2 separate regions of the Homo sapiens genome follow, and region 1 is linked to region 2. A link is an interaction called in ENCODE POLR2A ChIA-PET data of the cell type or tissue named here. Cell type or tissue: IMR-90. All regions are shown on one strand. Each heading gives the region's core, and the rest is flanking DNA. Links, peaks and the distances in the headings are about the cores only.

Evidence for each region. Peaks named below come from ENCODE experiments on the same cell type or tissue, not always from the same donor. Only the 100,000 strongest peaks of a DNase experiment are listed, where the experiment ranks them.
Region 1: POLR2A ChIA-PET joins it to region 2 with 5 read pairs; 7 of 35 experiments call an interaction of 5 or more read pairs at or near these places.

Annotation. Positions count from the first base shown.
Region 1 is chr19:4,915,138-4,923,137 of GRCh38, reverse strand. All of the region lies in intron 2 of UHRF1 (ubiquitin like with PHD and ring finger domains 1), which reads right to left. It also overlaps a transcript of ARRDC5 not described here. Among named protein-coding and RNA genes, the nearest start is that of UHRF1, 9.6 kb to the right of the region's middle. RefSeq lists enhancers at 6,519-6,578, 7,830-7,879. In IMR-90, for the core only: no CTCF peak of the experiment used is centred there; DNase peaks (open chromatin) are centred at 7,237 and 7,777; H3K27ac peaks cover 1,739 bases.
Region 2 is chr19:5,010,006-5,027,372 of GRCh38, reverse strand. It overlaps KDM4B (lysine demethylase 4B), which reads right to left. Exons shown (of 23, transcript NM_015015.3): 2 at 11,034-11,116. Among named protein-coding and RNA genes, the nearest start is that of KDM4B, 50 kb to the right of the region's middle. RefSeq lists an enhancer at 356-855. In IMR-90, for the core only: no CTCF peak of the experiment used is centred there; a DNase peak (open chromatin) is centred at 8,862.

The sequences.
Region 1 (8,000 bases), core at 1-8,000, 98 kb after region 2:
GCGGGTAGGCAGGGGGGCAAGGGCTGTGGTCTGGGCGGCCAGGAGGGATCCAATGAGGGGCCCTGGCCAGGCTAATGGGCAGCCCCTGACCCGCAGGAGCAGCTTGGGGAGCCAGGCCTGCAGTCCCAGCCCATCCCCTCTCATCTGTTACTAGGGACAACATCTGTGCCACCCTTGCTGGGCCTGACGGGTCGCCCCTCCATGACTTCGGCCCTTCCCACATCGGAAAGGTGAGGTGGATAGAAGCACCCTGCTTAGCGTGGGCTACGTAGGAGGGACAGGAAGTGTCTCCCAGTACAATGATGTAGACAGGGGCAAATGGGGCGGGAAGTGGGGATGGGGCCTGGCCCAGGCTGGCACAAAACTCTGACTCCAGAACACAACTCACGAGCTGGCTGGGCAGCCTCCTGATGCCGCTTCTGGAACATTGCAGAAAGGCCCCAAAGCAGGCAGGAGGAAGCTTGCACAACCCGAAGCGCGAAGGAGGAAGCTTAGTTATTGTTAAGTTCTGACCCCACAGGTGAGAGAAAACATGGTCAGTAAGGCAGTAATTGTTCTAAATTTGTAAAGGGTCAGGCACGGTGGTGCACGCCTGTAATCCCAGCACTTGGGGAGGCCGAGGGCGGATGGATCACCTGAGGTCAGGAGTTCGAGACCAGCCTGGCCAACATGGCAAAACCCCATCTCTACTGAAAACACAAAAAATTACCCGGGCGTGGTGGTGGGCGCCTGTAGTCCCAGCTACTGGGGAGGCTGTGGCACAAGAATTGCTTGAACCCAGGAGGCAGAGTTTGCAGTGAGCCGAGATCACACCACTGCACTCCAGTCCGGGCAACAGAGCAAGACTCCATCTCAAAAACAAATAAATAAATGAAAACATAAAAAACAAAAGCCCAGGTCCGGTGGCTCACACCTGTAATCCCAGCACTTTGGGAGGCCGAGGCAGGCAGATCACTTGAGATCAGGAGTTCGAGACCAGCCTGGCCAACATGGTGAGACTCCATCTCTACTAAAAATACAAAAATTAGCTGGGTGTGGTGGCGCACGCCTGTAATTCCAGCTACTCAGGAGGCTAAGGCAGGAGAATAGCTTGAACCTGGGAGGCAGTGAGCCGAAATCTCACCATTGCACTCCAGCCTAGGCGACAGAGCGAGACTGTCTCAAATAAATAAACAAAATAAGTAAATACAAATAAAAATAAAAATCGAGTTTTTAAGACTTGCCTTGTATGTGGTCAGTTTCCCTAAGCACTCCTCGTGGCCTGAGAAGAATGTGTTTTCTCTCTTGCTGGGTTCAGATTCCATCCATGTCATTACGGTAACCCTGTTACTTGTGTTGTTCAAATCATCTACATCTTTATCAATTTTCTTTTTCTTCTTAAAACAGGGTCTCCCTCCCTGTTGCCCAGGCTGGAGGGCAGTGGCACGACCATGGCTCACTGCAACCTCGACCTCCTGGGCTCAAGCAACCCTCCCGCCTCGGCCCCTCCAAGTAACTGGGACTACAGGCATGGGCCATCACGTCCAGAAAGTTTTTTGTATTTTTTGTACAGACAGGGTTTCTCCATGTTGCCCATGCTGGTCTCAAATTCCTGGGCTCAACTGATCCTTCTGACTCAGCCTCCCAAAGTGCTGGGATTACAGGACCCAGCCACTGTGCCCAGCATCCTGACCAACTTTCCTTTTTCGTTTGTTTTTTGAAACGGAGTTTCACTCTTGTTGCCCAGGCTGGAGTGCAGTGGTGTAATCTCGGCTCACTGCAACCTCCGCCTCCCAGGTTCAAGCAATTCTCCTGCCTCAGCCTCCCGAGTAGCTGCGATGACAGACATGCGCCACCATACCTGGCTAATTTTGTATTTTTAGTAGAGATGGGGTTTCTCCATGTTGGTCAGGCTGGTCTCGAAATCCCCACCTCAGTTGATCCACCCGCCTTGGCCTCCCGAAGTGCTGGAATTATAGGGCTGAGCCACCGTGCCCGGCATCCTGGCCGATTTTCTTTCTTTTTTTTTCTTTTTTGAGACGGAGTCTCCCTCTGTCACCAGGCTGGAGTGCAGTGGCACGATCTTGACTCACTGTGACCTCCGCCTCCTGGGTTCAAGCGATTCTCCTGCCTCAGCCTCCCGAGTAGCTGGGACTGCAGGTGCATGCCACCACGCCCAGCTAATGTTTGTATTTTTAGTAGAGACAGGGTTTCACCATGTTGGCCAGGATGGTTTCGATCTCTTGACCTCGTGATCCACCCGCCTTGGCCTCCCAAAGTGCTGGGATTACAGGTGTGAGCCACCGCGCGTGGCCCTCCTGACCGATTTTCTATCTGTGTGATCCATGAGCCACTGGGGAAGATGCACTGAAATTCCTGTACCTATGATGTCTGTGTTATAGTTATGGCATCTGTAACTCACTTCAAAATGATCCAGTAGGAGCCAGTACAGTGGCTCACATCTGTAGTCCCAGCTGCTTGGCAGACTGAGGCTGGAGGGTCAGGGGAGCCCAGGAGTTTGGGGTTCTCATGCAAAATGATCACATCTGTGAATAGCCACTGTGCTCCACCCTGATCAACACAGCAAGATCCCATCTCTTAAACAATCCAGTCAGGTAGAGGTAAGTGGGTAGGGTAGAAATGAGCAAAATGAACAAGATCAGACACAGCAGATGACTACTGCAGAGGGTGATGGCTACGTGGGACTTACTTTTTTTTTTCTTTTTTTTGAGACGGAGTCTCACTGTCACCCAGGCTGAACTGCAGTGGCGCAATCTCAGCTCACTGCAACCTCCGTCTCCCGGGTTCAAGCGATTCTCCTGCCTCAGCCTCCCGAATGGCTGAGAGTACAGGCACATGCCAGCATACCCAGCTAATCTTTGTATCTTTGGTAGAGACGAGGTTTCACCATGTTGGCCAGGCTGATCTCTAACTCCCGACCTCAGGTGATCTGCCTGCCTCAGCCTCCCGAAGTGCTGAAATTACAAGCATGAGCCGCTGCGCCCAGCCTCTTTTTATTCTTCATTAATAATTTAAATGATTGGCCGGGTGCGATGGCTCATGCCCGTAATCCCAGCACCTTGGGAGGCCAAGGCGGACGGATCAGCTGAGGTCAGGAGTTCGAGACCAGCCTGACCAACATGGAGAAACTCCGTCTCTACTAAAAATACAAAATTAGCCAGGCGTGGTGGTGGGTGCCTGTAATCCCAGCTACTCGGGAGGCTGAGGCAGGAGAATCGCTTGAACCCGGGAGGCGGAGGGTGCAGTGAGTTGAGATCACGCCACTGCACTCCAGCTTGGGCAACAAGAGCAAAACTCTGTCTCAAAAAAAAAAATATTAACAATAATAATAATTTAAATGAAAGAAGATTTACCATTATGGAAATTTGTAAAGTCTCCTATCATTGAACCTAGTGAAGTTGAATGTCCCTATTAAATGACACCACCTCAGCCCTAACTCAAGGTCTCCTACTGTGCCTGGTAAAAGGAGTGACTTAATCTAAAACCCACTTGCCGTTTTTGGCAAAAGGAAAATCATTATCAGAAAAGATAAAATGGGCTAGGCGCGGTGGCTCACACCTGTAATCCCAGCACTTTGGGAGGCGGAGGCGGGTGGATCATGAGGTCAGGAGATCGAAACCATCCTGGCTAACACAGTGAAACTCCATCTCTACTAAAAATACAAAAAATTAGCTGGGCGAGGTGGCGGGCACCTGTAGTCCCAGCTACTCGGGAGGCTGAGGCAGGAGAATGGCATGAACCCAGGAGGTGGAGCTTGCAGTGAGCCAAGACCACGCCACTGCACTCTAGCCTGGGTGACAGAGCGAGACTCTGCCTCAGAAAAAAAAAAAAGTTAAAATGGGGCTGTGTGCAGTGGCTCATGCCTGTAATCTCAGGTATGATTTGGGAGGCCAAGACGGGAGGATCACTTGAGTCCAGGAGTTGAAGATCACCTGGGCAACATGGCAAAACCCATCACTATAAAATTTACCTCTAGTCCCAACTACCTGGAAGGCTGTGGTGGGAGGATTGCTTGAGCCCAAGAGGCAGGGGTTGCAGTGAGTCGAGATCGCGCCGCTGCACTCCAGCCTGGGAGACACTGATACACTGTCTCAAAAAAAAAAAAAAAAAAAATGAGGTCAGGAGCAGTGGCTCAGGTCTATAATCCCAGCACCTTGGGAAGCTGAGGCAGAAGGATCATTTGAGGCTAGGAGTTCAAGACCAGCCTGGGTAACATGGCAGGAACCCATCTCTATAAAAATGTTTAAAATCAGCCAGGTATAGTAGTATACAGCCTATAGTCCCTGCTACTTGCGAGGCTGAGGCAGGAGGATCACTTGAGCTCAGGAATTCGAGGCTGCAGTGAGCTAAGATCGTGCCACTGTACTCCAGCCTGGGCAACAGAGCAAGAGCCTGTCTAAAAAAAAAAAAAAAAAAAAAAAACCAGCTGGGCACAGTAGCTCACGCCTGTAATCCCAGCACTTTGGGAGGCTGAGGCCGGCAGATAACTGGAGGTCAGGAGTTAGAGACCAGCCTGACCAATATGGAGAAACCTCGTCTCTACTAAAAATACAAAATTAGCCGGGCATGGTGGTGCATGCCTGTAGTCCCAGCTACTCGGGAGGCTGACGCAGAATTGCTTGAACCCGGGAGGTGGAGGTTGCGGTGAGCTGACATCAAGCCAACGCACTCCAGCCTGGCGACAGAGCAAGACTCTGTCTCAAAAAAAAAAAAACAGGCCAGGCACAGTGACTCATACTTGTAATCCCAGCATTTTGGGAGGCCAAGGTGGGTGGATCACCTGAGGTCAGGAGTTTGAGACCAACCTGGCCAACGTGGTGAAACCCCGTCTCTACTAAAAATACAAAAAAATTAGCCGGACGTGGTGGTGTGCACCTGTAACCCCAGCTACTTGGGAGGCTGAGGCAGGAGAATCACTTGAACCTGGGAGGTGGAGGTTGCAGTGAGCCAAGATCACGCCACTGCACTCCAGCTTGGGCAACAGAGTGAGACTCCATCTCAAAAACAAAACAAAACAAACAAAAAAAAACCCATAGCAAACGCACACATGTTCAAGCACTTCTGGAAGCAGACAGGTTACTACAGGGGGGAAACTGAAGGTCAAGGCAGAGTGGAAGATATTCTCCTTGCTTTTTGGACATTTGGAATTTTGTAACATGGGCATTGTATAAAAGCTAGGCCAGGCCCAATAGCTCATGCTTGTAGTCCCAACTACTCAGAAGGCCGAGGCAGGAGGATCACTTGAGCCCAGGAGTTTGATACCAGGCAAGACCCTGTCTCTGCAAAAAAGTTTTTTCAATTAATAAAAATTTAAATATTGGGTGTGGTGGCAGGCACCTGTAGTCCCAGCTACTCAGGAGGCTGAAGTAGGAGGATTGCTTGAGCCTGGAAAACAGAGGTTGCAGTAAGCCATGATCACGCCGCTGCACTCCAGCCTGGACGACAGCAAGACCTTGTCTCTTTTTTTTTTTTTTTTTTTTTTTTTGAGACGGAGTCTCGCTCTGTTGCCAAGCTGGAGTGCAGTGGCGTGATCTCGGCTCACTGCAACCTCCACCTCCTGGGTTCCAGCAATTCTCCTGCGTCAGCCTCCCAAGTAGCTGGGACTACAGACGTGCACCACCATCCCCAGCTAATTTTTGTATCTTTAGTAAAGATGGGGTTTCACCATGTTGGCCAGCATGGTCTCGATCTCTTGACCTCGTGATCCGCCTGCCTCAGCCTCCCAAAGTGCTGGGATTACAGGCGTAAGCCACCACGCCCGGCCTTGTGGACCCTGTCTCCCTTAAAGGCAAAAAAAAGAAAAGAAAAAAAAGTGTCCAGATAAATACAAATACAACTTGATAACTAAGTTTGCTGATTCCTTTTGAAAACTTAGACAAAGGGCCGAGTGTGGTGGCTCATGCCTGTAAACCCAGTACTTTGGGAAGTCAAGATGGGAGGATCACTTGAGGCCAGGGGTTCAAGACCAGCCTGGTGAAAAAAGCGAGATCCCATCTCTATAAAAAAGAAAAAAAAAAAAAAAAAAACGAAAACTTAAGACTAAAAGCTCACTGCACCCCCCCCCCCCACCGAGCTGCCCACTTCCTACCCCTCGTGCCACATTCAGGGGCTCTCTTTCAGGGTGCCGAACACTGCCTAGCGGCACAGCAGGGCAGATAATGCCACCGGGTTTGGGGAGCAGTGGTTCTCCAACTTTAGGGATAGAAACCAGAAGTTTAGGAGCTCAGCAAAGACCGTGTAAGCCTCGATCAGGAGGGACCTCCAGCCGGAAGAGAGAGTGCCTGCAGGGGCCTGACGGGACCTGGGGGGAAGGAAGTGAGAAACTGCTCTGCCTTCCTGAGGGGCAGCCACAGCTCCTGCTGGCCCGTCTCAGCGCCTCTGCGACAACCTCAGGTGCGGGCAAGACAGACGGAGGGAGAGAAGGGAGGAAGGAAAAACGGATGCAGGAGGATCCTAGACACGGAGGAGACAGAACCCACAAGAGGGGGCGGCGGTGGCGTGGACGGCGCCGCGAGGGCATCCCAGCACACAGGACGGGTGGAGGGCTAGTGACAGCGGAACTCTGCCCTTCGACCCGGCCGGGTCACCGCTGAGGACAGACCCTAGAGCGGCACTTCGGGGGTCAGTGAGGTCAACACAACCGCCACAAAGACACCACGATCACTGTCGCTGCCACTTTCCCTCTTGCGGTCTCAGGAGGGCACAGGGAGGCCTTTGGAGGCTGCGTCACCAGGGACGGCTCCGCCATGTTGACAGCTAAAAGAGGGGGCGCGCTTGTCTTCTTGTGCTCTGAATTTCTCAGCTTTCAATTTATTTGGTTTTTTTTTTTTTTGAGACAAAGTCTCGCTCTGTCTCCCAGGCTGGAATGCAGTGGTACAATCTTGGTTCACTGCAGCCTCAACCTTTCAGGCTCAAGTGATCTTCCCACCTTGGCCTCCCGAGTAGCTAGGACTACAGGCATGCGCCACCATGCCCGGCTAATTTTCATTTTTTGTAGAGACGGGGTCTTGCTACATGGCCCAGGCTGGTCTCAAACTCCCAACCTCAAGCGATCCTCGCCTCAGCCTCCCAAAGTGCTGGGATTACAGGTGTGAGCTACCATGCCTGGCCTCAACTTCTAACACACTAACAGCCGGCAGACATAATCCACACAGACACAGGCTCCTGGGGCTATTGGATCATTCTGGATGATGTAAAGGGTCCTGAAATCCGTTTGAGAACCCCTGACCTGGAAAGACTCCAACACAGCGCACGTAAGGATCTGTTCCAGCACATTCCACAGCAGCATTCTTCCTAGCCAGAAAACCCAGACACACCAACTGAGGCTGGATTAAAGTATGCAATCTAATTGACCAACTATGTCCACGGGGACAATTCTGGCCTGCACCTCTTTTGTTTTGGTTTTGTTTTTTGTTTTGCTTTTTTTTTGAGACGGAGTCTTGCTCTGTCGCCCAGGCTGGAGTGCAGTGGTGGGATCTCAGCTCACTGCAACCTCCCACCTCCCAGGTTCAAGCGATTCTCCTGCCTCAGCCTCCTAAGTGGAACTACAGACATGCGCCACCACGTCTGGCTAATTTTTGTATTTTTAGTAGAGACGGGGTTTCACCATGTTGGCACGCTGTTCTAGAACTCCTGACCTCAGGTGATCCGCCTGCCTTGGCCTCCCAAAGCACCGGGATTACAATCATGAGCCACTGGGCCCCGCCATACCTGTTTTTATAAATCAAGTTTTATTGGAACAAAGCCACGCCCACCGGTTTACAGATTGTCTACAGCTGCTTCGGGGCCACAACAGCAGTGGTGAGTCACCCTAACAGAGGCCGCGCCCTCTACCAGGGAGCCATCCTGGGGGAGGGATGCCGCAGTGGGTGGGAGCTGGTGGTGGGGACCCTCCCTCCCGCAGACAGAAGGGCAGGTCTCTGCAAGGGGGCCGTCCAGTGGGGACACCTGAGGCATCACTGTGACAAGTGACTCTTGCAAGGCCATTCCTGGGCCACCAT
Region 2 (17,367 bases), core at 5,763-13,762:
GGGGACACGCGGGGAGGCGTGGGAAACAGCCGGGTGTGAGCCAACACTATGGAGTGGTGGTGGGCTTCACGGTCACAGAGAGACACATCCTTCCTGTGATTTGGGGTGGGCGCCACAGTGCCTGCTGTGCATGTTTAGCAGCCCTGGCACAAATACACAGATGTGGAAACAGACGCAGGGCAACCGTACCGGCTTCTGCCTCTGCCGGCCTCTGCCTGGTGGCACCCTGCACCTGCCGCTGCTCATAGTGCTGCTGCCAGGCCCACCCTTCCTTGGAGACCCCTTTCTCTGTCTCCCGCTCACGGGACTCTGGGCCTCGGGGTGCCGTGAAGGCCTCAGCTGGGCCAAAGGAGGCCTCGGCTGCCCCGTGGTGTGAGCTGGCTGGAGCCAGGCCAACATAGTTCCCAACAACTGGGACCCTCGGGCCCTGCTCCCACCGCCCTGCCCCATCCTTGTAGAAGATTCTAGACAATAGCTAATGCTGCAGAAAGGGGGCGGCAGTCAGCTCCTATGGGGACACCAGGGCAGGGGTAGGGAGGGATTTTATTACCAACTATTGTTTGAATTTCTCTTGGTACCATGCCAGTAAGTTTTTACAAAAGCAGTAAAGCTCTTGATACAAACTCAATTTCAAAACCACAAAACTGCCTTGTGCCCACTCTGTGCTGCCCCCAGCCTACCCCACCCTGACCCATCCCAAGGGCAGCTCTGAGCCAACTTGCCAGCCTCGGGAACCCAGGGCCCCAGAATCCTCCTCCGCTGAGCAAATGTGCAGGCCCCACCACGTGCCAGGCAGAGTTTCGGTTCTGGGACGAGACGGGGCCCAATCTGGAAGACTACTAATTAACAACGTCACAGAGGGGCGAGCAAGAGTTTCGAAGACAAATGAAGGCCAGACACTGCAGCACACACCTGTGGTCCCAGTGCTCTGGGAGGCTGAAGTGGGACACTCGATTGAGCTCAGGAGTTTGAGGCCGCAGTGAGCTGTGATCACATCACTACACTCCAGCCCAGGCAACAGAGCCAGATCATCTCAAAAACATTTTAAGGCTGGGCGTGGTGGCTCACGCCTGTAATCCCAGCACTTTGGGAGGCCGCACACATAGGGTCTGCAGATTCTACAGCTGCTCCTGGCTGGGGGACCGCAGAGGAAGCTGGGAGACCAGGGCAAACTCCTGGGCTTAGCGATCCTCACCTCGGCCTCCCAAAGTGCTGGGATTATAGGTGTGAGCCACCACGCCCTGTCCCTGGGTTTCTTCTTTATTCGGGGCTCAAGACATGGCCAACATGGTGAAACTCCCATCTCTACTAAAAATACAAACATTAGCTGGGTGTGGTGGCATGCGCCTGTAATCCCAGCTACTTGGGAGACTGAGGCAGGACAACTGCCTGAACCCAGGAGGCAGAGGTTGCATTGAGCCGAGATAGTGCCATTGCACTCCAGCCTGGGCAACGAGTGAAACTCTGTCTCAAAAAAAATTAATAAGTAAAATAAAATAAATAAATAAATTTAAAAAAAAGGAAAAAGACAAATGAAGTTGGTTTGGGACCAGAGAGGTCTGGGTGGCAGCGGGGCTGCGTCTGGAAGTGATTGTCAAACACGCAGGGGTGCAAGTTCTGGGCGGTCCAGGGCAGGAGGAAAGTCTAGGCAAAGGGAAGGACCCAGCGAAGCCAGGGAAGAGCTAAGGCCCCAGAGGCCGGATGGCAGGGAGCGCAGAGGAGGCGGCAGGATCGAGGCTAGACCAGGGTGGGCCCTGGGGGCTGGGCTGGAAGGAGCCTGCCCTCCTGTGGGGTTGGACGGGAAGCCGACAGGTGGTTCAGAGCAAGGAGACACGATCCAACCGAAATTTCTAGAAAGCTCTCTCTGGCTGTGGGAAGTGGATGGCAGGCAGGGCTGGCTTCCAGGGCATGCAACCCCCATGGGTACCCCAGGCCCCACTCAGTTAGATACACAGTTTAAGGCCCGGCTGGCCCCACCTGAAGACTCTCCATGGTTTTAGCACGGGAACCCTGTGGGTTCATTTCACATACGGTCCACAGAGTCTACAGCTGCTCCTGGCTGGGGCACCGCAGAGGAAGCTGGGAGACCAGGGCAAACTCCTGGGCTTAGCGATCCCCTCATCTCGGCCTCCCAAAGTGCTGGGATTATAGGCGTGAGCCACCACGCCCCACCCCTAGGTTTCTTCTTTATTCGGGGCTCAAGACAGGCTTGGGCCTCCAGCTTACCATGAAAGCCGCTTAACCCAACCCAGCTCTCAAAATCTCTAACAACAAAAAAAGGGTCCCTTTCTCCCCTCTACTCATTTTGAGGCCCAAGAGCAGCCTTCTGAGTAAACTACACACCACTGAATGACATGCTTCAAATGGGTGACTTGTATGGTTCGCAAATTGTATCTCAATAAAGCCTTTTTGTTTTTGTTTTTTGAGACGGAGTCTCGCTCTTGTCAGTCAGGCTGAAGTGCAGTGGCGCGATCTCAGCTCACTGAAACCTCCGTTTCCCGGGTTCAAGCAATTCTCCTGCTTGAGCCTTCTGAGTAGCTGGGATTACAGGCACTCCCCACCATGTCCAGCTAATTTTTGTATTTTTAGTAGGACGAGGTTTCACCATGTTGGTCAGGCTGGTCTCCAACTCCTGACCTCATGATCCACCCACCTCGGCCTCCCAAAGTGCTGGAATTACAGGCATGAGCCACTGCACCTGGCCTTAAAGCCTTTTTTTTTTTTAGGGCAGCTGTTTGTTCCAGGGACCCTGCACACCACGGGCCAGGCCTGGCTCCTCAGCCCTCCTGCTGTGACCATGACATGGGACCAGCAGCTGCATCTTATGGGCGGCCCCACCCCGGCTGTCCTGGACAGCTCCTCTGCAACCTGGGGGAGGAACAAGTGAGGGACGCTTCCGGCCCGGCTGAGCAGGGCCGCACGCTCCAGCCTGGGCTGCTCTCCTGATCGCTGACACACTGGGCCCAAGGATACCCTCCCGGGCTGCCACCCTCACTCTTCAGTCTTCAGATGCAGGGGCTTGGCAGGGGGCTTCAGGTGGGGACAGTCTGGCTGACCCCATCAGGCCTTCACCCCACCTGCACTGGCACTGCTGGGGCTGGGCCGGCATCCTGTCCACATGACCCCAGGCCCCACAACTGCCCATGTCCCCAAGATCTGAGGACTCTCCTTGACCCCAGAGTCCACTCTGGGATGGAAGAACTTGAAGGTGGGGCAGGATGCAGGGGTGTGGGCGCAAGGGACACCCAAGAAACAGCCAGGTGATGGCTCTCAGCGGCCACACGCAGAAACTGATGACAAAGAATCGGTTTAAAAATAAGAAGGCCAGGGGCAGGGGCTCACGCCTGTGACCCCAGCACTGTGGGAGGCCAAGGTGGGTGATCACTTGGGGCTAGATGTTCAGGATGAGCCTGAACATAGCGAGACCCCATCTCTACAAAAAATTTAAAAATCAGCCAGGCGTGGTGGTGCACACCCAGCTACTTAGAGGCTGAGGCAGGAGGATTCCTTGAGCACAGGAGATCGAGGCTGCAGTGAGCCCAGACTGCACCACTGTACTCCAGCCAGGGACAGAGTGAGACCCTGTCTCAAAAAAAAAAAAAAAAAAAAAAAAATTCAAAAAGACAGTGCATGGTTTTTGAAAAGTATCAGGCCCTCCTCTGTGGGTAGGAAGTGTGGGGGCTCCCTCGAGCCCTCGTCCTCTTGTCCCACCTCCTGCTCCCACTGGTCCCTGTCCCAGGAGGGCTGGGCATCAGGTGAAGCCCCATGCGGCCCCAGTGAGTCCCAGCCGGCCTCCAGCCCCTGTGCTGCCATCTCGCTGGTTCCTGCTGCCAAAGCACGGTTCCCAGCAGGGACCGAGGACAGAGGAGCCCCAAGCCACCAGAAGGCCCAGGAGGAACCCGCGATGCAGCCAGGTTCCCAAGTGAAACCTGGCCACAGAGGCAGCACGAGAACGCCACTCGGCCCCAGCCCCGGGCATGTGGCCTGGCACCGCATCACCACGTCCCACGAGCAGCTCCAAATGCCTCCCCTGGCAAGACCGGGATTCACTTGTCTCTGGTCTGATCTACATAAAGGGCCCTCAGGCAGGAAAGAGAAAACCTTGGCACGAGAACGTTCTCTGCTTCGTCCTACTCCAGAGAGCACCAGCGCGTGCCAGGTTCCCTCAGCTCAAGGCCCTTCCTCCACCTCCGCAGCCACAGCACAGCCTCTTCCAGCCTCTCTCTGACTCTCACCCTCCTGCCTCCTCTCATGAGGACCCGGTGAGGACATCGGGCTCCCCAGATCATCCAGGGTCATCTCCCAGCTCAGGGTCCTTCACTCAGTCCCACCCGCGAAAAGTCCCTTTTGTCATTTAAGGTAATATATTCATGGGTTCCAGGGATTAAGATGTGGACATCCATGGGGACCATCATTCAGTCCACCACGACTGCCATGTGGGAAATGTACCATGCAAAGAAATAAGCATACCTTGTACCCATAAAAACTACAAATTAAAACTTCAAAAAAAAAAAGTACCAACCCCCACATCCCTCCAAGCCCCCCCACCTGGAGAGCACTCCTGCCCGGCACACCTCGGGTAAACTGAGCACCTCTGCCTGCGCTCACTCAGACAGGAGCACAGTTTCCAGAAAATCAGACAAGGGAGTGAGCTCTCCCAACCCAGCTCCCCTGCAACACCAACAGACAGAGGCGGCACTCCAAGAGGTGGAGCAGGAACAGCCGCGCATGGTCACAGAGCTAACTCCCGGGACCATCCGTGGGGGTGGCCAGTGGCCTAAGTGAGGCAGGTGGAAGTGGGCTCCAGTTGCTGGCACTCCCAATGTCCTCAGTTGCCTCCTCCTGAGGCCTGGGCTCTGACAGGTGGGATTTCCAGGTCATGAGGTTTGCAGCTCATTACTTCTTCAGACACTCAGGCCTAAGTGTGGTGAGACAAGCAGACGGACCAGCCTCAAGATGAAGCCACGAGATGTGAGCCACACCTCAGCACGGTGGCCCTCGGGCGGAGGTCCTGTGCCCTGTGCCCTACGTACCCAAGAGAGGTGGTGTGAGGAAGGACAGGCACAAGACCCAGAGCACCTGGGGCCAGGCCTGGCCCTACCACTGATCCCCAGGAGATGAGGGACCAGGGCCACACTCTCAGAGGGAACATAGGACTATCAGCACCTGGCCACAGGGCCCGCCTGTGCTGAATGAATGAGCCACAGACAAAACCCTCACAAGGAACATGGCCCAAGTCACCACCTCCGGGCCACTTGACTCTGTCCATAAAACCAACAGTTTGATCCAAGCTCAATGCTCAGTCCTTCTACCCAAGGACCCCCAAACTGCAGAGGAGAAAACAAACGGACGATCACACATTGCCCCTGCTTGGGGGCCTACGGAAAGCAGACAGAGGCAAACAAAAAATGCGTGCCAAGTCTCTTAAATTAAAAATCTGGCTGGATATGGTGGCTCACGCCTGTAATCCCAACACTTTGGGAGGACGAGGCAGGCAGATCACGAGGTCAACAGATCAAGACCATCCTGGCCAACACCGTGAAACCCTGTCTCTACTAAAAAAATACAAAAATTAGCCGGGCATGGTGGCACGCTCCTGTAATCCCAGCTACTCGGGAGGCTGAGGCAGGAAAATTGCTTGAACCTGGGGCAGAGGTTCCAGTGAGCCAAGATCACGCCACTGCACTCCAGTCTGGCAACAGAGCGAGACTGTCTCAAAAAAAAAAAAAAAAAAAACCTGTGCCAGGCCTGCACTCTATCTACTCTTTTCCTTCAGTGTTTGTTTTTTATTTTATTTTTTGAAACAGGGTCTTGCTGTATCGCCCAGGCTGGAGTGCGGTGGCACAATCACAGCTCACTGCAGCCTGGAACTCCCGGGCTCAAGCCATCCTCCCGCCCCACAGGTACATGCCACCACACCCAGTACTTTCTGTATTTGTTTTGTAGAGACCAGGTCTCACCATGCTGCCCAGGCTGGTCTTGAACTTCTGGCCTCAAGCAATCAAGGCCACCCGCCTTGGCCTCCCAAAGTGCTGGGGTTACAGGCATGAGCTGCCATGCCCAGCCTAGTATTTGTTTTAATTAAAAGAAAAAACAAAAGATGCCCTCCTGGTCATGACACTCCCCAAAACAGCACATGATGTCAGAGTGGCCCCACCCCAAGAGCTGGAGGACACAGGGCCGCCCGAAGCCTGCAGCCAGGGGTGTTTTCTTTCTTTTTTTTTTTTTTTTGAGACAGTTTCACTCTGTCGCCCAGGTGGAGTGCAGTGGTGCGATCTCAGCTCACTGCAACCTCTGCCCCCAGGTTCAAGCAATTCTCCTGCCTCAGCCCCCGAGTAGCTGGGATTGTAGGCACACGCCACCACGTCCGGCTAATTTTTGTATTTTTAGTTGAGACGGAGTTTCACCATGTTAACCAGGCTGGTCTTGAACTCCTGACCTCAGGTGATCCGCCTGCCTCAGCCTCCCAAAGTGCTGGTATGACAGGCGTGAGCCACCACACCCGGCCAGTCAGGGATGTTTTCTATCAGCCCCCAGCTGACACCTATCCGTGTGCACAGACAGAAAGCGAAGTGTTCAAGGTGTGCTTTTTTACAGGTCAGGAAAAGTTACGAGGCCTGAACAAGGAAACCTAGCATTCTATTTAGGAGGAAGAAACCATTACGATTCAATACTCAAATAAGCCAACAGCCGAGGCACGGGAAGCAGGCAGGAGGAGAGGCCGACTTGCAGCTGCAGTGGGACCCCCTTCCCCCAGCGCCCGCGGCCTGGCTTCCTCTGGGCACCAAGCGACGGCTCCAGGGTCGAAATGGAGAAAGTGAGCAACTATTCCGAGAGTCTTTTCCAAGACCAGAGGCAGCCCTCATGCACGGCTGGTGGGAATGTTGAAGGGTGCAGCCGCCGTGGAGACGGGCAGGCGATTCCTGAGAAGGCTAAACAGAATGTACCCTTGGACCCGCGATTCCACACCCATGTGTCGGCCCAAGGGAAACAAAAACGCATGTCCACAGCAGCACCTGCACACCAACACCTACACACCAACACCTGCACACCAACACCCACACCAACACCTGCACACCAACATCTACACCATCTGCATACCAACACCTGTACACCAACACCCACACCAACATCAACAACACCTGCACACTAACACCTGCACACCAATATCCACACCAACACCTGCACACCAACACCCACACCAACATCCACACCAACACCTGCACACCAACATCCACACCAACACCTGCACACTAACACCTGCACACTAACACCTGCACACCAACATCCACACCAACACCTGCACACCAACACCCACACCGACACCTGCACACCAACGTCCACACCAACACCTGCACACCGTCCACAGCAGCACCTGCACACCAACATCCACACCAACACCTGCACACTAACACCTGCACACTAACACCTGCACACCAACACCCACACCAACATCCACACCAACACCTGCACACTAACACCTGCACACCAACACCTGCACACCCACACCGACACCTGCACACCAACGTCCACACCAACATCTGCACACCGTCCACAGCAGCACCTGCACACCAACGTCCACACCAGCACCTGCACACCACTGTCCACACCAATACCTGCACACCAACACCCACACCAACACCCACACCTGCACACCACCTGCACACCAACACCCACACCAACACCTGCACACCAACATCCACGCCAACACCTGCACACCAACGTCCACACAAACACCTGTACACCAACACCCCCACACGAACACCCACACCAACACCCGCACACCAACACCTGCACACCAACATCCACACCAATACCTGCACACCAACACCTGCACACCAATACGTGCACACCAACACCCACACCAACATCCACACCAACACCTGCACACCAACACCAACACCCACACCTGCACACCAACACGCACACCAACACCCGCACACCAACGTCCACACCAGCACCTGCACACCAACATCCACACCAGCACCTGCACACCAATGTCCACACCAACACCTGCACACCAACACCCACACCAACACCTGCACGCCAACGTCCACACCAACACCCACACCAACACCTGCACACCAATGTCCACACCAACATCCACACCAACACCTGCACACCAATACGTGCACACCAACACCCACACCAACATCCACACCAGCACCTGCACACCAACACCCACACCAACACCCACACCAGCACCTGCACACCAACACCCACACCAACACCTGCACACCAACATCCACACCAACACCCACACCAACACCTGCACACCAACGTCCACACCAGCACCTGCACACCAACGTCCACACCAACACCTGCACACCAACGTCCACACCAACACCTGCACACCAATGTCCACAGCAGCACGACTCCCAATAGCCAGAGAGGAGGCCACATGAGCGCCCATCAGCAGGGGAGCAGGTCGCCCGGCACCACACACAGCAGAACGCGACTCAGCCATGAAATGGAGCAAGGCTCTGACGCAGGCCACGGAGTGGATGAACTCTGAGGATGGGCCACTCAGTGAGAGACTCCAGGCACAAAAGGCCACACAGTGCGCGATCCCATTTCTATGAGATGTCCAGGACAGGCCAGTCCACAGAGGCAGGAAGGAGATGCCTGGTTTTGGGGTGTGGGGGACAGGATGAAGAGCAACTGCTGAGGGGGACAGAGCTTCCTCTGGGACAATGAGATGCTCCGGAATGAGTGGTGATGCTGCCCAGCCCTGTGAGTGCACCAACGACCTCCAAACTGTATCCTTTAAAGAGTGAATATGATGTATGTGAATTTCCTCTCAGTAAAAGTTAACTTTTACAAAGTGAAGGCAGCCTATCTGGGGACCTGCCAAACCACAGCAAGCCCACATGGTTTGCCCTGAGCTCCTCCTCTCCTTCAGCTCCAGGCCTTCGGAAGCAGGAGCCCTGCTCCCTTACTCCTGTCTCCTGTGCTCTCCCCGAGGACTTTCTAGCACCTCCTGGTTGCTGCACTCAGCACCTTCAGATATAAAGTGGGTTTATCAAGGGCTATGTGGTGAACTTCGGCAGGATGAGGTGACTCACGCCTGTGACCCCAGCACATTGGGAGGTTGAGGTGGGAGGATCATTTGAGGCCAGGAATTTGAGACCAGCCTGGGCAACATAGCCTCTACAAAAAATAAAAAAATTAGCCAGGTGTGGTGTGCATGCCTGTAGTCCCGGCTACTCAGGAGGCTGAGGCGGGAGGATCCCTTGAGCCCAGGAGGTGGAGGCTGCAGTGAGCTATGATCACACCACTGCACTCCAGCCTGGGTGACAGAGTGAGACCCTGCCTCAAAAAAATAAAGCTAACTGGCTGGGCACAGTGGCTCACGCCTGTAATCCCAGCACTTTGGGAGGCCAAGGTGGGCGGATCACGAGTCAGGAAATGGAGACCATCCTGGCTAACACGGTGAAACCCCATCTCTACTGAAAATACAAAAAATTAGCCGGGCGTGGTGGCAGGCTCGTGTAGTCCCAGCTACTAGGGAGGCTGAGGCAGGAGAATGGCGTGAACCCGGGAGGCGGAGCTTGCAGTGAGCTGAGATCACGCCACTGCACTCCAGCCTGGGTGACAGAGGGAGACTCTGTCTCAAAAAAAATAAAAATAAATAAATAAATAATAAAGCTAACTGACAGAGCAAGTTGCTTACTTGGTTCATGCTGTGTTAATTTGGGTACAAAGAAAACAGCTGAGTTTTAGAAAATTGACCATCTTGTAAGGAAGCACAAACTTGAAGGGTAAAAGCAAGATTTCAGGAGGCACAGACAGACCTGCCAATTTCCAAACCAAGTCACCAAGAGACTCGTCCATCCTGCTCCAGCCAGCAGTAAGTTAACCTGGACAAGAGGAGGCGCATGGTTTTCTGCACAGGCCCAAACAGGAAATATCTCCAGATGCGCAGGCCACGCCCTCTGTTCCAGCTAGTCACTTCTCCCACTGTGAGGAGAAGGCAACCAGGGACAATGCTCAGGCAAATGGACACAGCCATGTGCCAATAAAACTTTATTTATAAAAACAGGGGGTCAGATTGGGTCCAGGGGCCATAGTTTGCCAACCACGTGACCAGAGCCTCTTCCCTTACACTTTATGACTTCCCAAAAGAGGCTGGGCTCCACCACCCTCCTCAAGGTCCTAATCGTAGTAGAACAGAAAAGGCACCCACAAATGACTCAAGGGCCCCAGCTCAAGTCCACACTCGCCCTCATTAGCTACAGGGGGCCCTGGATGGGCCCCTTCCTCCCTCTGCACAGGGAAGCGGCACACAATCCAAGGGCGACGCCGCACAAGGCAGCCTTTCCCCGGTGCTCTGCCGGCCGCCGCTGCCACTGCCACCTCTGCCTTGACGGGAGGACACTGCACTGCTCATCCCACACTTGACACCCTCCACTGGGTCACCCGGGCCCTGTGGGTGTGGCCAGAAGGGATGAGGTCATTCTCTCTCTTCTCCTGAGTGGTCCCCCTGGGCTGCCACCAGAGGCACCTCTTTGTGCCACCGGCTTATAAGAAAGGCACAAGAAAAGGAACTAAACCCGGGGCGGCTGGGCCATGGAACTACCTCAAAGGCATTTAAAAATGAGTCTCCCATTTTTAGAGAGCCCTGCTCTAACTGCTCCCCACTTCTGACAGTGTGTGGGGGAACGCCCCTTGAGCTCAGGTGTCCCCAGGGCCGATGCAGACAGGGTAGTGGGTCCTGGGAAACCCCAGTGTCACCCGAAATGCAGGAGGAGCCACAGCTTTTCCAGTTTCTAGAAGTGAGAGTCGGGTGGTTCGATGCCGAAGGGCGAGATGCAAGCCCAAAGCAGACAGGCTTCATGAAGAAACTTGCAGAAGAACCTCCCTACCATGGCCCGCAGGCTCCCGTCTAAGCACAGCTTGCGCCTGGACGTCCCGGGAATTCAGAGCCGGTCAGGCCACCACCTTCTCCCTGGCGGGCCACCCAGGGAAGAGGCCACAGCCTTCCGGTCCCTGGTCCTGTGGGGCCACCTGGGGGCCAGGCCCGTGTTACTTACTTCTGGATGGCGAGGTTCCTGGGTGGAGATGCTCCAAAAATTCGCTAGGATTTGTCAGGTGCCTCCAGCAACAGTGATGGTTCCTAAAACATGCAAATAAAAGCATGATTAACTAAACTGATGGCACGCTCAAGTTTTAATTCTAAATTCGACTCCCACCAGCTGTACGCAGCCCGAGGACGCTTGCCTTTATTCAGATTTTCCACATTCTTGTCAATTTTTAACAAGACAAAAATCCGTAACTATAAGCACTTTACCCAGTCAAGTTTTCCAATGAGGGCCCATTTTAAGCTTAGCTCCTAAAATCTACGGGCCAAGGCAGCGGGAGTATCCGTGAACAGTCAAATGAAACCAAAGAAGCTTCTGGAGGCCTTAAGACGCAGACACCTACTGAGAGATTTTCAAGAAGTTTTGCTTCCTCCAAGGGGAAAAGTGCAGAAAATGCACCCAGTTTTTCCCCCACCTCCCAACACCAAGAGGCAGAGCACGGGGAGAGAGGGGGGCAGGGGCTGCGACCGCACAGGGGCCAAGGCACAGCCCAGGCGTTGAACTTAGTCCTGGACACAAAGACGCTCAGATACTTGTAGGATGGATGCGGAACAGAACTCCAAACTTTGGATGTGACACCAAGACTTTTTTATTTTTATTTTTTTTAAGAGACAGGGTCTCACTATAGCGTCCAGGCTGGTCTCGAGCTCCTGGCCTCAAGTGATCCTCCTGCCTTGGGTTCCCAAAGTACTGGGATTACAGGCATAAGCCACCACGCCGGCCAATATCAAGACTTTCATGGCGGGGCGAGGTGGCTGACATCTGGAATCCCAGCACTTTGGGAGGCCGAGGCAGGCAGATCAGCTGAGGTCAGGGGTTCAAGACCAGCCTGGTCAACATGGTGAAACCCCGTCTCTACTACAAACACAAAAATTAGCCGGGCGTGGTGATGTGCACCTGTAATCCCAGCTACTCAGGAGGCTGAGGCTTGAGAATCACTTGAACCTGGGAGGTAGAGGTTACAGTGAGCCGAGATCATGCCATTGCACGCACTCCAACCTGGGTGACAGAGCAAGACTACGTCTAGGGAAAAAAAAGGACTTTCACAACCTGACCTGCAGCTCCCACTGGACTTGGCACACCTGGGGCTCGGTGGGTGCCCAGGCCTGCGAGCCCTCGTCTCAGAGCTCCACCGGTGCTGGCTCTCAGCTCAGGCTGCCCTCTGCTTCCTTCTGCTCAGCTAATGCCAACTCTCACTTCAGAAGCACTCTAAGGTCCCCTCGGCAGGCCCAACCTCCAGGGCAGAGGAGCTCGCCCCCTGGGGCCCTGGTTTTGTTGTACTTTTTTTTTTTTTTTTGAGACGGACTCTCGCTCTGTCACCCAGGCTGGAGTGCAGTGGCACGATCTCGGCTCACTGCAACCTCCGCCTGCCGGGTTCAAGCAATTCTCCTGCCTCAGCCTCCCGAATAGCTGGGACTACAGGCGCCCGCCACCATGCCCGGCTAATTTTTTGTATTTTTAGTAGAGACGGGGTTTCACCATGCTGGCCAAGCTGGTCTCGAACTCCTAACCTTGTAATCCACCCACCTCGGCCTCCCGAAGTTGTACACTTTTTACAATTCACCAGGACTTTTAAATAACACCAAGTAGTACAGTGGCTCACACCTGTAATGCCAGCACTTTGGGAGGATGATGAGGGAGGATCACTTGAGGCCAGGAGTCTCAACAGCCTGGCCAACATAGTGAGACTCTGTCTCTACAAAAAATTTAAAACTTAGGCCAGGCGCGGTGGCTCACGCCTGTAATCCCAGCACTTTGGGAGGCCGAGGCGGGTGGATCACAAGGTCAGGAGATCGGACCATCCTGGCTAACACAGTGAAACCCCGTCTCTACTAAAAATACAAAAAATTAGCCAGGCGTGGTGGCGGGCGCCTGCAGTCCCAGCTACTCGGGAGGCTGAGGCAGGAGAATGGCGTGAACCCAGGAGGTGGAGCTTGCAGCGAGCCGAGATCGTGCCACTGCACCCCAGCCTGGGCAACAGAGCCAGACTCCGTCTCAAAAACAAAACAAAACAAAACACTTAGCCGGGTGTGGTAGCATGTGCCTGTGGTCCCAGCTCCTCAGGAGGATCGCATGAGCCCAGGAGTTCAAGGCTGCAGCCTGGGCGACAGAGCGAGACCCTGTCTCAAAAAAATAAATAATGCAAGTTTCACAAATGCCCTAGAGCACGCAATGAGCTCTGACATTTTCTATGTTATTTTAATCTGCTTTTTAAAATCACTGGGCACGGCTCATTCACCCGACTTCCATATCTTCCCACAGGCCCCGCCCCGGGTAGGAAGGGAACAGCAGGTCCTGGACTGCCGGGCCACGGGCTGCGCCTCTTCCCCTGTGCCAGATGAGCGGCCAAGTGCCCTGCAAAGGGCTTCACGACCTCTCCCACCTGCCCAGGCCTACCCGACACTGTCACCAACTGAACCCGAGGACCGGAATCCCTCCACGCAGCTGTGGGCAGCAGAACAATGGTTCCCAAAGATGTCCCCATCCTAACCCCCAGACCCTGGGACTATTTCACCTTCCATGGCAACAGGGGCTTTGCGGATGGGACTGAGTTAGGCATCTTGAGATAGGGGATGATCCGGGAGGCGGAATGTCCTCACAGCCTCCTCATGGGAGGAGGCCAGAGGGTGAGAGTCAAGGCCTGGAAAACGCTGCGCTGTGGCTGTGAAGGGGGAGGAAGGGCCCCAAGCCGAGGGATGCGGACACCTCTAGACGCTGGGAGAGGAAAGGAATGGACTGTCTCCGGGAGCCTCCAGAAGGAACAGCCCTGCCCACATCATGATTTTAGCCCAGGGAGGCCCATGTCAGACTTCTCTCCTCCAGGCATGGGAGAGAATGAACGGGTGCTGTTTTCAGCCACTGTGTCTGCGGCCATTTGTCATAGCAGCAAAGGGTACCTCCCTGACTTCAGCGGAGACAAGGGCCTGTCCACTCCCAGGGGCCACCCAGGCCTCTCCCCTGTGACCTGCTGCTCCTGGCTGCCACCAGGTCCCCACGGGATCCTGGGTCTCCCCTGCCACAAGTAACTGTCTCTTTGTACAGCTCTCTCCCCCGCTGCACGACGGGCCACCCCCACTCTCAGCACTTGGTCAAGAAGGCATGGAAGCCACCAGACCCTGAGGCTCTCAGCTGGACAGACCTCAGCCCGGTGCTACCAAGACCACGGGTCCTTCTGCCCTCCCTCTCTGGGGCCCCAAAAGCGCCCACTCCAAGCTGGGAGGCTGGAGGCTCTGGGGCTGAGGCCGGGCCCCAGTTCTCAAGGCACAGCCCGAGCCTAGGCCTCTGTCCACCCTGGTCCCCATCCGCAATAGATGAGAGGCCGGGCTAGCCTGCCTCCACTGCCCCTCCAGGAGGGAAGACGAGGGGTTGGGGCCCAGGCAGCTCCCTATTCCTTACGCATGGGCTATGCGGTGACTTCCTTCCATCAGTGCACAAATGGAAAGTCGGGGGCAGCATCCCGGGGAGAGGATGATGAACCCCTGCAGCTACGCCGTCAGGGCAGCAGCAACAGCCACACGGCTCCAACCCCATCCTGCTGATGGCCCACGTCCTGACGCTCACCGGGATGTGATGAGAAGAGCCCTTACCTCTGAAGTCCTCCCAACAGCCTCCACCGCGTGCCAGCCTGAGCAAAATGCCAGACACACCCCAATCGAGGGGCGCCCTACCATCTGCCTGGCCAGCCCCCTCAACACTGTCCAGGCACAAAACACAGGGAACGTGTCGGGAGTGGTCCCAGCCCAGAGGAGCCTGAGGAGAGGGCCATGGGCCACGAGGGATCCCAGGACTGCCACGGGCCACGAAGGATCCTGGGACGGCTACGGGCCACGAGGAATCCCGGTGTGGGGGGCCCTGGGACAGAAAACAGTCCATTAGGGGAAAGCAGAGGCAATCCGAATGAAGCGGGAAGTGTCATTAACAACGTGTTAATCAAGAGACAAATGCGCCACAACAGGCAGGATGTTCCCACAAGGAAAACGGGTGGGGGGTGGCAGGCAGAGACGGGAACTCTCACTACCACTTGCCCAAATTCTCTGTAAATCTAAAACTGCTCCAAAAGCTAAGTTCTATTAACTGCCAGGAGGGGAAGACCCAGGTGGCTTAGGTTTGACTGCACCCTGCCACGGGCCCAGCCTGTCAACCCTGCTGCGGCTTCTAGGCAGATCTGGGCACTAGGAATAGAACTGGCAAGGGGAGCCCACCGCAGCATGACAGAAGCCTGCAGTGACAGCCCAAGGCATCGGACGACAACGCCCCCAAACAGCACGAGCTACCGATTACGTAACAGCCACTGCCCCGCACGTGCTGACCCTGAGGGCAGCCTCAGATACAGTGCTGGCTCTGTGAGCCCCTCCGCCAAGACCCGCGGGTGGGGCGGAAGAAGAGACCACTGGCGGGAATCAGGGAGGAGACAGTGGCACCACAGCACAGAGGCCTGAGGACCACAGAACTTGGCCCCCAAGAACCCCCCAAAAGGAGGTACTCTTGGCCATGGGGCTGCCAGTCACCGGAGCCCCCAGGGCTGACCCTCGGGTGGGTTCCGAAAGTTGGGCCTGCACCAGACCACACTGCCCACCTCTTTCCCGGGTCTGAGCACGGGTCCAAAAACAGGAGTCTCTGAACCAGAAAGAAGGGATCCTCTCACCTGCACGCCTGGCGAGGTTGCCTGAGCCGGGATGGCCCAGGGCCCAGCCCTGCCTGCCTCTCCCACGGCCACAAGCCCCAGGTGGCCTTCAAAAGGGACATGCCATCTCCTGCCTCCCACCCAAGTCTTCAGCCCCACAGGAAGGTCCTCCTTTTTCCAGGGGCTCTGCGTACCCCTTACAGGTTGGGGGTGGACACCCAAAGCCTCAGATGGGCCCACGACATGAACGCTCTGGCACCCTATGAGTATGAACTCAGGAGCTCTGGAAAAGAGACAGTGAGATGGATACAGGTGTGCATATACACATGGGTTAGCGTTCCTACTTCCAAGCCCTGTCAGCAGAGAAAACCTAGAAGCAATGATGCCCCAACAGCATCGAGCACGGCCAGCACCCAGGCCACAGTTTGTAAACATCATTCTCCACTGTGAGGAACCAGGGAGCCCTGCAGGACACGTGGTCAATTCCAGGGCTGGGGCAGAATATACAAGCTGAGCCCAGATCGCCCTGCAGGACCTGAGAGGAAGGGAAGGCTTGACAGGATGGGAGCGGGCAGAAAGGACATGCGAGGGGCTCCTGATGGCCAAAACGAGGACCACCTACCTCAGCACCAGGATGAATGACAGCATCATGTTACAACCCACAGGATAAAACAAACACACAGATGGCTTTCCTGAGAGAACATGTGAAATGCAATTGAGCGCCAGGTGCAGTGGCTCACGCCTGTAATCCCAGCACTTTGGGAGGCCGAGGCAGGTGGGTCACTTGCGGTCAGGAGTTCGAGACCAGCCTGTGCAACATGGTGAAACCCCATCTCTACTAAAAATACAAAAATTAGCCAGGTGTGATGGTGGGCACCTGTAATCCCAGCTACTCGGGAGGCTGAGGCAGGAGAATTGCTTGAACCTGGGAGGCGGAGGTTGCAGTGAGCGAAGATCGCGCCACTGCATTCCAGCCTGGGCAAAAGAGTGAGACTCTGTCTCAAAAATATATAAATAAATAAAATGCAACTGATAAATGGGGAAGAGGGACAGCTTTCCTCCACAGAAGAATTCTCCTTCATAAGTGTCAAAGGAATAAGCATAACATAAAATCACCAGTCCAACACCACGGGAATATTTCCTGCAGGAAAGAGCCACGCGGAAATGTAAAAATTGGTGAGCAAAAGTTGAAGGAACAGGACATGTTCACAGGCTCAAAGTCCCAAAGGGAAAAGGAGTAACTTTGCAGTGGAGAAACTTGACCGACGCCTCAGCCAGGCGGCCACGGTCAACACCACCACGCTGAGCCGCATCAGCCACATCAGCCACACGCACCTCCTGATACACTGCACAGGGAAGGAGCAGCATGAGCCCTATGGTATGCTTCTAAAAAGTCCAGAGCCCAGGCTAACCATGAGAAAACGTCTGAAAGCCAAGGGAAGTTCCTTCTACAAAACATCTGCCTGGTGCTCTTTGGAAGTGCCAAGGTCGTGAAAGTCAAGGCAAGATGGAGGCCTTGGCACACCTGGAGGAGCCTATGAGACTAAATGGTGAGTGGGGTCCTGGACGAGGTCCTAGACCAGGAAAGGGACATTGGTGGGACAACTAGTGATATTCTAATAGAATCTATAGTTGAGGCCAGGTGCAGTGGCTCACACCTGT